Linked DNA regions of Homo sapiens: region 2 is linked to region 1. A link is an interaction called in ENCODE POLR2A ChIA-PET data of the cell type or tissue named here. Cell type or tissue: MCF 10A. All regions are shown on one strand. Each heading gives the region's core, and the rest is flanking DNA. Links, peaks and the distances in the headings are about the cores only. Region 1 overlaps TBCA (tubulin folding cofactor A). Region 2 overlaps LOC101929154 (a long non-coding RNA gene).

Region 1 (5,383 bases), core at 111-5,110:
ATTATTATATTCTTTTATAAAGGTATTACTGGAAGTAGAATACTGGAATAGACATCACACATCTAAGCATTTACTGTCTTAAGAGTTTTAGACTGCCATTATTAATAAAATTTTCCAACCTTGCTTACTACAGATTTTCAAAATTTCCAACCAAACAAAAAAATGCAATGAAAAAACAAAACACCCATACACATACAGGGCCAAAGATCTTTCATCTCCACATTCAACCTGGAGAATAAAATACCTTGTGTTGGGAAAACTGTGATGATGAGTGGCCTTAGCCTTCTCCCTCTCCAGCTTGAAGAGACATCTGGTTGCCTGCTATATTGCTCCTAAGAGTAACTACTTGCCAAGTAGTTAACAGAATGTGGTGAAGAGCTGACCACCTGCAATCCATTTTGACATGGCCTCTGACCACCACTTTGGAGAACTGAATACATTACACAAATTCCTAAAGGAACTAGCTAAATTTCAAAGTAGGAAGGTAGCCATCTGGCTGAACTTAGCAATGGGGTACAGTGCAAAAGAGGATAAAAGAAAACAAAGCTAGCAAATCTTACAGGAATAATTTACAGGACTATGTTCTTAACCTATCCCAGATACAGTCCACCATACTTCTATGCACCATTGCTTTAAATATAAGTATATAAACAGCTAAAGCTAATGGGGGGAGACTTTACGTCTACTTAAGTATACGTGTCATTTGCATTCTTCACTTTTTATATCAGTATAATATATATTGAACTAATAGTGGAGATTTTACATACCTTTTATGTTGTCTTCATGCCTGCTATACATAGCATATACACCATACACAGTTGTATATAGGATGTAGATATAAACAAACTTCGGAAGATGCCACAGTTTGGGAACAATGCTTGCTTTATTAAAAAAAAAAAAATCAATACAATTTCCCCACAGGCTCATGATGTAAAATTCTATAATCAAGGCTTGTAGATTTGTAATTATGGTATGTCAGCTACATTTAAACAAGAGTGTTAAAAGACTGTTAAAGTTAAACTAACAAAATTGCAGTGTGAATTGTCCTAGTCTCATTCTAATCTACTGGTGTCACTTTCATTTAATCAGAGGAAAACTATGGGCCAATGTCAGTGCTATTTCCAATGCCCTAACATTCTTTGTTCACATTGGATTTTAAGCCATTACCAATCCAAAATGGTTATAAAAAGATATATTTAAGAAAGTATTTTTAATCAATTCATTCACTCACCAGTGAACTAGTTTAACAGGCTTTATTGAAAGCTGGCTTTAAAGTTAAATAACCTTTTATGTTAAATGATTGTGAGTGTTTTTTACTTGCAGAAGAATTTCTTGAATTTATCACAAGTCTAATAAAAAACAAACTTTTTTATGAACACAAATCCCACTTGGAAACTTTTTTGGTGCAGATAAGTCACTTAGCTGAAATACCACATTTAGAAAATATCAATTCTGCATTTTCTCCTACTTTAGTGAAAATTATTTTCTAAATCATTAATAATTTAAATACAGAACAAAAGCTACTCTGTCAAGGATTCATATTTACACCATGCACTTAAGTTTTAAATTAAGGTACAACATACAACTCACAGTTGTACTATCTGTAAATAGCCTCCAAATAAATCACAGAACACATAAAACAGAGCTATGTTAGCTAGTTACAGAAGAGGTGACCAATCATTCCAGTTTGCCTGGGACTTTCCCAGTTTTAGCAGTGAAGTGTTCCACATCCTGGGAAACCCCTCAGTCTCAGGCAAACTGTGATAATTGATGCCACCTAGATATCCTCCCCCGCTCCAAAAAAAAAACAGAGTGTTCAACAGTTCTGTGCTGGGGGAAAAAACTGAGTATTATTTGGTAACTCTGCTAGAGCTGCCAGATTAGTTGTGACCCTGTCACAGATATCAATAGGTCTAGCAATCTGCTGGAAACATAGATCCAAATCTTAAAAAAAAAAGAAAAAAAACAAAGAGCCAGCTACACCCAAACCTGCCAACTAATACCCACTACCAGTGAGTCACATGTGAACAAAGGCTGCTGCTCAAAGAAACTTAGTATAATAACCCACCTAGGGCCAGGCATAGTGGCTCACGCCTATAATTCCAGCACTTTGGGAGGCCACGGCAGGTGGATCACCTGAGGTCAGGAGTTCAAGATCAGCCAGGCAAAACCCTGTCTCTACTAAAAAATACAAAAATTAGCCAGCCATGGTGGCGGACACCTGTAATCCCAGCTACTCAGGAGGCTGAGGCAGGGATGAACCCAGGAGGCAGCAGCTGCAGTGAGCCGAGATCACACCAGTCCACTCCAGCCTGGGTGACACAGCGAGACTCTGACTCTGAAAAAATAAAAATAAAAATAATATAATAACCCATCTAGCCTCTGTTACATACATTTCTCTAGTTTCACAGCAAGAATTAGTCCTCAGGAAAAAAAAAAAAGTATACATGTAACAAAATATCACAGGGTACCCTGTAAATATGTATGTGTCAACTAAAAATAACAACAATACTATTAAAATCTTGTTGCTGGAAGATATTTAAGGAGCCCTCAGAGTCAGAGGCTTAGCACCAATTCAGCCTCATTCTGTCCAACTCTCACCTTCTAAGCCATTCCTAGTATCTAGACTCTTTCTTTATTCCTAGTAATCTAACCTCTCTCTCTTGAAACTCACTTCCCAGAAATCAGATGCTTTGCCATTTACTGTACAAGGTAACAAAGTTTCTCTAGGAACAAGACACTCACCGTAAACCTCCGGCCTATTTTCCCAGGGCCTAAAAATACTGGCCCTGAAACTTGTTTCTACTTTATAATGTGGGCTGCTATCCATTAGGTCAACTCTGCCATTTTGCCAACATGCTGAAATGGCCGTCTTGCACGCATGGCTGGATCTCCTACACGCCAAATACCATCATCTACTTATTGCCTGTTTCCATATTCCCCTAACATTCAACCTGCCTGTCCACATTTCTTCCTCAGACCCACTATCAGGAACTTCTGAGTCACCTGAAGTGTTCCACCAGGTCTAATCAGAAACTAAATTAATCCACCCTTTCTAGTATAGCCTACCCAAACTGAACTCTAGGACAAATACCTAGAATATAATTTCTAGTTGCTCTCAATTTCTAGAGAGAAAATTGAAGGATTTGGGGCATGAATAATGACTTTAAACCTCTTCTTCCAAATAAAGGTTGTGACTTCCGAAGATAAATGAGGCTATGGAAAATGAACGTCTAACCAGAAAAAGAGTGTCAAGAACAGATTTAAAATAGTGTCGAGGATAGGTTTTTAAACCATTGATTAAAAAAAAAAAAAGAAAAGAATAGAATCCCTTTCACAAAAGCAAGAACATGTCTGAATCATGAATTAAGGTATCTTTGAAACTAAATTTGGAGAGAGGAGGAAAAAAGCATATCTTTTAGACCCTTTTTATCATGAAAAATGTTCAACTTATGTACAGAAAAATATAATGAAGCCCCATGATCATTCAGCCCCAACAATTAGTAATATGTTACCATTGCTGCCTCATCTATTTTTTACTTTGCTGAGGTAAAATATAGATTTTTAAAAATAGGTTGCAGGGTTTAAAACCTAGATGACGGGTCGACAGGTGCAGCATATCACCATGGCACATGTGTACCTATATAACAAAACTGCACGTTCAGCACATGTATCCCAGAACTTAAAGTAAAATAAAAATAAATAATAATAAAATAAAAATAGGATACTAAGGTAGAAGATGGAAAGAGTCATAGCAAAATAATTTTCAGGTGAAAAATAACAAGAGACAATAGGGGACAATATTTATGGAGTTAGATGGTGATATACCAAGGCAAAATGTGAGTAACAAGCAGCTAAAACAGAAAGTTTAGGGGTTTTTCTTTAATTGCATTTTAATACATAAGTGGGAAGCTATACCCCAAAATGTCAACAGAAAAGTCATTTTAAAATGTATGGGAGACACTTCCATTAATTTATAAGCAATTTGAGATAATAGTAAACTATCACCAAGTTTCATAAAATGATAAATTTATTTCTAAGCAGTTTACATAAGCATTGAAAACTTCTGAAAAGTCAAAAACTTAGTTTATAATAATCTCAATGAGTATTTTCTCTAGAATATGTATTGTCAGCATATAACTACTTGAACTAAGTAATTTTATAAACTAGTAGAGATCACTGGAATGAGAAATGTCAAGGTCATATAAGTAAATGAATGGGAAACTACCATTAGAAGTCATTTCTCATGACTTTCATTCTACAGCACTCTGCAACACACCCTGATAGTTCTGCCAAATATACTGACTAAAATGACATAACCCAAGCAAGTCTGGTAAAAGTGAACCAGTCTGGTAAAAGTCTGGTAAAAAGAACTCTGAGCTGAGGGACAGGATGGATTATTTATATTTTCAAATATACATCTCAATTCCCTTCCTATTACCAATTTTAAAAATACTCTTTACGGGAGCACTGTAGCTTAAAGGAGAAAGTTGTAGATTTGAAACCTTGGTCCTTTTCCTTGCATTGCCACTAACTAGTAGTGTGACTTTAGACAAGTTTTTTTTTTCTTTTTTTAACTTCATTAAACCTCAGTTTCTCATATGTAAAATGAGAATCCAAACAGTATTATTAACATTTACTACCCACTTGCTATTTGCCACATACTGTATTAAACAGCATAGCAGGCAGTTCTTGCAACAACTGCTTGAGTTGGGTGCTTGCTCTATTTTACAAATAAGGTAAAAGAGGCACAGCACAATGTAATATATTCCACAACATAGAATAAAGGGCAGAATCAAGATCTGAACCCAAGCAGTCTCACTTCACAAATGGCTGTGCATTTAACTCCTACTCACATGGTCTCCTTATTGCCTTGGCAATAAAGCTTCCCGGGAAGTGGGATGCTGTGCTAAAACTCAGAAGCATTATCTTAAAAAGTGAATTTATTCTCCCTTTTGCCTGGTCCTTCCTCTGGTGGAAATATCAATAAACAAAGGAAAGGTGGGCGAACAGGAAGAAGCCAGTTGGTTTCTTTAGTAGACATTGCTACAACAAAATAACTTGCTTCTTCAGAAGGCTGTTTATCTTTTCTCTTGTAATACTTCATCAAAAAGTTTGCTCTTCTTGGGTCTGAACAATAAAGTTCTAATGAACACTGAAGGGTCTACCAGCACTCAGGAATGCAAACTAAAAACAAAATTCTAAGCTCCAAAACCGTCTGAATGGACCCCTCCTCTCAACTAAGGGCATTCTAAAGTAATTCAGGCCATGATGGGAAGAGGGGGTCAGACATGTCTCATTACACATTCCTCCCTTTGGAACTCAGGAACAATTGAGCAGCATTAACATTAAAACAGATCTTAAGGCTTTTTGTAACAATAAG
Region 2 (5,383 bases), core at 271-5,270, 140 kb after region 1:
AGCACTTTGGGAGGCTATGATGGGAGGATCACTTGAGCCCAGGAAGTTGAGGCTGCAGCCAGCCAAGATGGCTCCACTGCACTCCAGCCTGAGTGAAAGAGCAAGACCCTGCCAAAAAAAAAAAGAAAAGATAAGAAAAGTAAAGTATGTCCTGGGGCCAAAAAGGTGTAAGTCACATGAGCTGATATTTAGGGGTTCGGGTGCCCTATGTCAGCACTGAGCACCAGATCCCAAGTGTTCCTTAAATTAGTGTGTTTGTTCACACGCATGTGTGTGTGACTGTAGGGCCCTCTAAAGTACAGGCCCCAGAACAAGGCCACCTCTTGCCTGGCTCTGTGTGCAGCACAGCATGTGATGTTCACACACAGAAGGAGTTTAATAAATGTTGCTTTCACACCAACTAATGACACTGCCTCATAGACTCTGAAACTGTCCGCTACGTACTTTCCTGTTTGAGCCAGGCTATAGCTCAAGCTGCCCTCTATCTATGTCCAAGTCTGGTTCAGCAGGCTCACATAGATGCTGCCATACTGTTAAAGTATTGAAATACCTCCATATTTGTTAAACAGTAGTTGTCCTAAACTCCAAGAGTGTCTCCCACCTCCACGTATCCCCTCCTTCCTTCCCTAAAGCCCCTTCCCAAGAACTCCACACAGACTCTCTCCAGCACTCTGCTTCAGTGCCTGAGTTCAATATTTTTTATATCATCCTTGTACATGTCTTATAGCAAGGCAGACAAGTACAGGTGAAAGAGAAAATGCATTAACACTGTGCGCACTTGTATCAAATAAATATATTTTAGAAAGCATGATTACTTGATAGTATATTTCTGGATGCACCAACGTATCTGGATAATAGGAGAAGAGATGCCCTTTCATTGTAAGGTCGGCTGTTGAAATCTGATTCCAGGTCAGCTAGGAGAGCTATTTCCATACCAACAGATGTTCAGTGGCTTTTGACAAGTGAGTTGGTGGCCTTTATCCAGTTGCAAATACCCAGATGTCTAAATCACTATTCTAAGCTGATGTGTGATCTGATTAAGGTTCTTCTTGGGCTTTTTGGCTCAGAGTTCATAACCAAATGGGAGTGGAAACTGAGACAGTCTGTAACATATTCTGGTTCTAAGGTAACACTGAGTGCCTAAATGTGCTCAGCACTAACCCATTTTGCAGAAAAACCTAGAATTTAATCTTCGTAAATTTTATTTTGGCACCTTTTAAAAAGCCTGCAACAAAATAATTGGTTATTAAATATAGCTGAAATCACTTGTTCTGATTTCCAAACCCCAAGTCAGTCTGACTGCTCCTAACCCCAGGTTGAGGGCAGCCTAGGATTTCTTCTAGAGCTTGGCCCAGTGTCCATAGTTCAGTTATTATGAAATGGATTCAGGCTTTATGTATTTTGACAATGTCTATGTTCAAAGGAAGATCCAAGTTTGGTGGGTCCTTAAGCTCATACAATTTGGAAGTCTCTCCTTTAGAAAAAGAGTACGAAATTATAAATTTAAAATTGTTGGGGCTCCAACAGCTGCAGCTTAGTGCAGAGTAAGCCTTGGTAGCCTCATGGTAAGCCCACCTCTGTCTAGATGGCTTTTCCCTGTGTAGTAGACACCAGTGACCGTGGAGCTATCATCTTCTGTTCTTCTTCTTGTAGGTTGTTTTTCGCTGCTGCTGCCTACCTTAAAGGAAATGCAAGCTGGGCAAAAATCTAGGTTTATGTAGCAGGAGAAAATGGATTTTCTGTCATTTAAAAGAGATCTGACTAATGGGCCACTCCTGCATAAAGTCTTGATAAAATGTAAGCTGTGTGGCCATACGAAAAAAGGGTAGAATTTGGGCCGCTTTCTTCAAACTTAAAATGGGGATAGCTGGGACTCATATCTGAAAAGCTCTTTCAAATCAACGCTGCGGTGAAAACCCCTGTATATTTTAGGATGGTAAAGGATGGGGAACAGGCAGGTTATTGTACAGTGAATTCCTTCCCTCCCTTATTGCAGCAGGCAAAGCAGAAGCTGCGGGTGGGGACTGACATTATCACAGCCTCCCTCAGAAATTTTAGGTGAGATGTTGTTTCTGAAGGTTGATTTCTACTTGGTCTTAAAAAGAAATACTATCATTACAATCTTCCTCTTTCTAGGTTTATGGGAGATGATGGTTTTGAGAGTCAAGGGGAGACTCCACTGGGGCAGTGTGACATTATAAACAATATATGTTTGATCTCAGCCCCTGGTTCCCGGCAGAGAGCTCCCAAAGCCATGTTTTTTCCTAAGTAACATGGATATTAGGAGCATTTTTTATTCTAATATTTGGTCTTTGACATTTTGGTCTTTGAGCTCCTACATCCCTTGGAATTTCCTGGGTGATAGGAGTGCCTTTTGTCGAATGAAGTAACTCTTGGTGGGCTCCTGGAAAGCTTCGGGATGGAGACTGGTCACTAGAAAATCCAAACCATGATTAGAAGCTTGAAACTTACAGCTGCATTCCCCATCCTCAGGGAAGGGGAGAGAGGCTAGAGACTGAGTTGATAATCGATCATGCCTATGTGATGAAGCCGCCATTAAAATCCCTAAAAGGTGGCATTTGGGGAGCTTCCAGGTTGGTGAAGGCATTCACATGCCAGGAGGGTAGCATAACTCAACTCCACAGGAACAGACACTCCTGTGGTTGGGATCCTTCCAGACCTCATCCTATGTTCCTCTTCATCTGGCTGTTTGTTTGTATCCTTTCTTATATCTCTTAGAATAATAAACCAGTAAATATAAGTGTTTCTCTGAGTTCCCTGAGCTGTTATAGGAAATTATCAAACCTGAGGAGGGGATCATGGGAACCTCTAATTTGTAGCCAAGTTGGACAGAAGTATGAGCAACCGGGGGACCCACTGCTTGTGATTGACCCCTGAAGTGGTGGCAGTCTTGTGAGACAGAGCCCTCTACCTGTGGAGTCCCCACTAACTCCAGGTAGTGTCAGAAGTGAATTGTCAGACACCCAGTTAGTATCTGGAGAGTTGGATAATTGGTTGGTGTAGAAAATCCCAAGCTCTTGCTGTCTGATTGTATTGTGAAGTACATTTTTGACCAGAATTGCAGACTTCTGATTCCCTCAGAACTGTTGGCAGACTATATCCCAAAGTGGAAGCCTGGGGCTGGGTTGATGGTAAGCAGGTCCAATGCTTACTTTCACAGAGCAGCAGATACCTTCGCTCCTTTCAGGTTCAAGAGCAAGCTGGCTGTGAGGCTGTCATCTGTAGGGCGAACTCTTTCCCAGGCCTCCCCAGCCCCAGTCCAGTCCCTATCATGAGCAACTGTTGGCTCACTGATGAGGTCTGAGGCCTTACGAGAGGGATGTAATCAGACTTTAATGAGTCAGCAGGGAAGAGCTACGGAGGTAAATTGCTCAACTTCACTCTCCTTCCACCTTCACGTCTTCCCATCCTCTCATTGATCTCACAAAGCAAATGATGCTGCAGCTTCCTGTGGAAGTGGGATGGCAAAGGAATCCACTGGAGCAGCCACACAGGTCAGCCTCCACCGGCACAGAGCAGGATGCGGGAGAGTAGGAGTCGGCCTGGAGAGACAAGCAAAACATCTCCAACAAGGAGATAGGAACGAGGCTTCTGAGCGAGACTTCTGAGGACACTTTTGAGAGGGAGACTGGGCTGGAGGCGGTGGCTCATGCCTGTAATCCCAGCACTTTGGGAGGCCAAGGCAGGCAGATCACTTGAGGTCAGGAGTTCAAGACCAGCCTGGCCAACATGGTGAAACCCCATCTCTACTCAAAACTACAAAAATTAGCTGGGCATGGTGGCATGCGCCTGTAATCCCAGCTGCTCGGGAGGCTGAAGCAGGAGAATCACTTGAATCTGGGAGGTGGAAGTTGCAGTGAGCCGAGATTGCACCACTGCACTCCCACTCCAGCTTGGGCCACAGGATGAGACTCCATCTCAAAAAAGAAAGAAAGGGAGACTGGCTTTTCACCATCTTTTCTCTTCTTCGAAAATCAAACAAACCTTTACTTGTTTAATGTCAGGCTTCTGTGACCTGCAGCCAAGTGAAATTCAGACACACTGCCAGTCTCCAATCAGATATACTGAATTATTAAGTAATTTTCTGCTCCTTTCAATGTACTAAACAATATGCATCATTTTGGAATAATTTGAATTAATGTTAGATACATCATAAAAGAGATTCATTCAGATTCATTTTTAAAATTTAAAATTACCATAATTTAATTGACACAGTAGAAACAAGCTGAAAGTCAATATTTTTCTTTCCTTCCTTTTTTTTTTTTCAGATGGGGTCTTGCTGTGTTGCCCAGACTGGAGTACAATGGCATGATCACAGCTCACTGTAGCCTTGACTTCCTGAGCTCAAGCGATCCTTCCACCTCAGCCTCCTGACTAGCTGAGACCACAGGTGCATGCCACCATACCCAGCTTGTTTTTTTCTTTTCTTTTCTTTCTTTTTCTTTTTTTTTTTTTTTTGTAGAGAGGGGATCTCGCTATGTTGCCTAGGCTGGTCTCAAATTTCTGGGCAAAAGTGATCCTCCCATCTTGGCTCCCCAAAGTGCTAGAATTACAGGCATGAGCCACCATGCCCAGTCTAAAAGTCAATCATTTTTCTTTTATCTTCATATTACTTGACAGACAACCCAAAGTTTTTCTTCATTTTTCTGGCCCATTTACAATAGCTCAGTTTGGGAATAAATAAGGTCAAATTTGTAAAGGACTATCACTTAAAAGATACACTTTTCAAATAAAAAAATTTGATTTCTAATGTACCAACTTGTAAAAAGACTTGATACCTGAAAAATAATTACAAAAATATGGCAAGAAATAGAATGACACCACAATTACTCTTGTGATTAAGTCAAGTCTGTCTCAAAGACAAAAGGAAACAGCTTTATCATAGCTGCAAAAACAAGAAAAGATAGCATATCATAGGTTAAATTGGTATCTATTTATTTTTCTATTAGTATGACACATTAGATATTACTGAAAAGCCATACAACTTTTTGGTACCATCTAAAATGTTTAGATATTAATATTTTGACTATACTAGAGAAGTTTACCACTTAAAGGAATTCTACTGGTGAAATTTTGGGCAACAAAAATAATTAACTTTGAATGTAATTGCTTTATAAAATTGACTTCTTTTTATGAACTTCTTATGGAGCAACTGACAGGGATAAACCTGTGGTTTGTGACCAATCAGAGCCCTTAGTTAGAGGACTGTGAAAGACTGCATACCTCTTTATAGGCCAGTTAGCATCTGTCAGTCTCGTAGTCACCAGGGGCCTATTTAATTGCATCTTTAAACTCTAAACTGTGGCTGTCTACGCTCAGAAAAATGAGGTATGGATGGGGTGACAGCACTTCAAGTGGTGGG

What was found. ChIA-PET counts read pairs that join two places held together with the same protein. Peaks named below come from ENCODE experiments on the same cell type or tissue, not always from the same donor. Only the 100,000 strongest peaks of a DNase experiment are listed, where the experiment ranks them.
Region 2: POLR2A ChIA-PET joins it to region 1 with 5 read pairs; 2 of 35 experiments call an interaction of 5 or more read pairs at or near these places.

The regions. Positions count from the first base shown.
Region 1 is chr5:77,768,782-77,774,164 of GRCh38, forward strand. The region is part of intron 1 of TBCA (tubulin folding cofactor A); the gene reads right to left. Among named protein-coding and RNA genes, the nearest start is that of TBCA, 4.9 kb to the right of the region's middle. RefSeq lists enhancers at 4,367-5,252, 5,253-5,383. In MCF 10A, for the core only: no CTCF peak of the experiment used is centred there; no DNase peak of the experiment used is centred there.
Region 2 is chr5:77,903,636-77,909,018 of GRCh38, forward strand. All of the region lies in intron 1 of LOC101929154 (a long non-coding RNA gene), which reads left to right. Among named protein-coding and RNA genes, the nearest start is that of TBCA, 130 kb to the left of the region's middle. In MCF 10A, for the core only: no CTCF peak of the experiment used is centred there; a DNase peak (open chromatin) is centred at 3,336.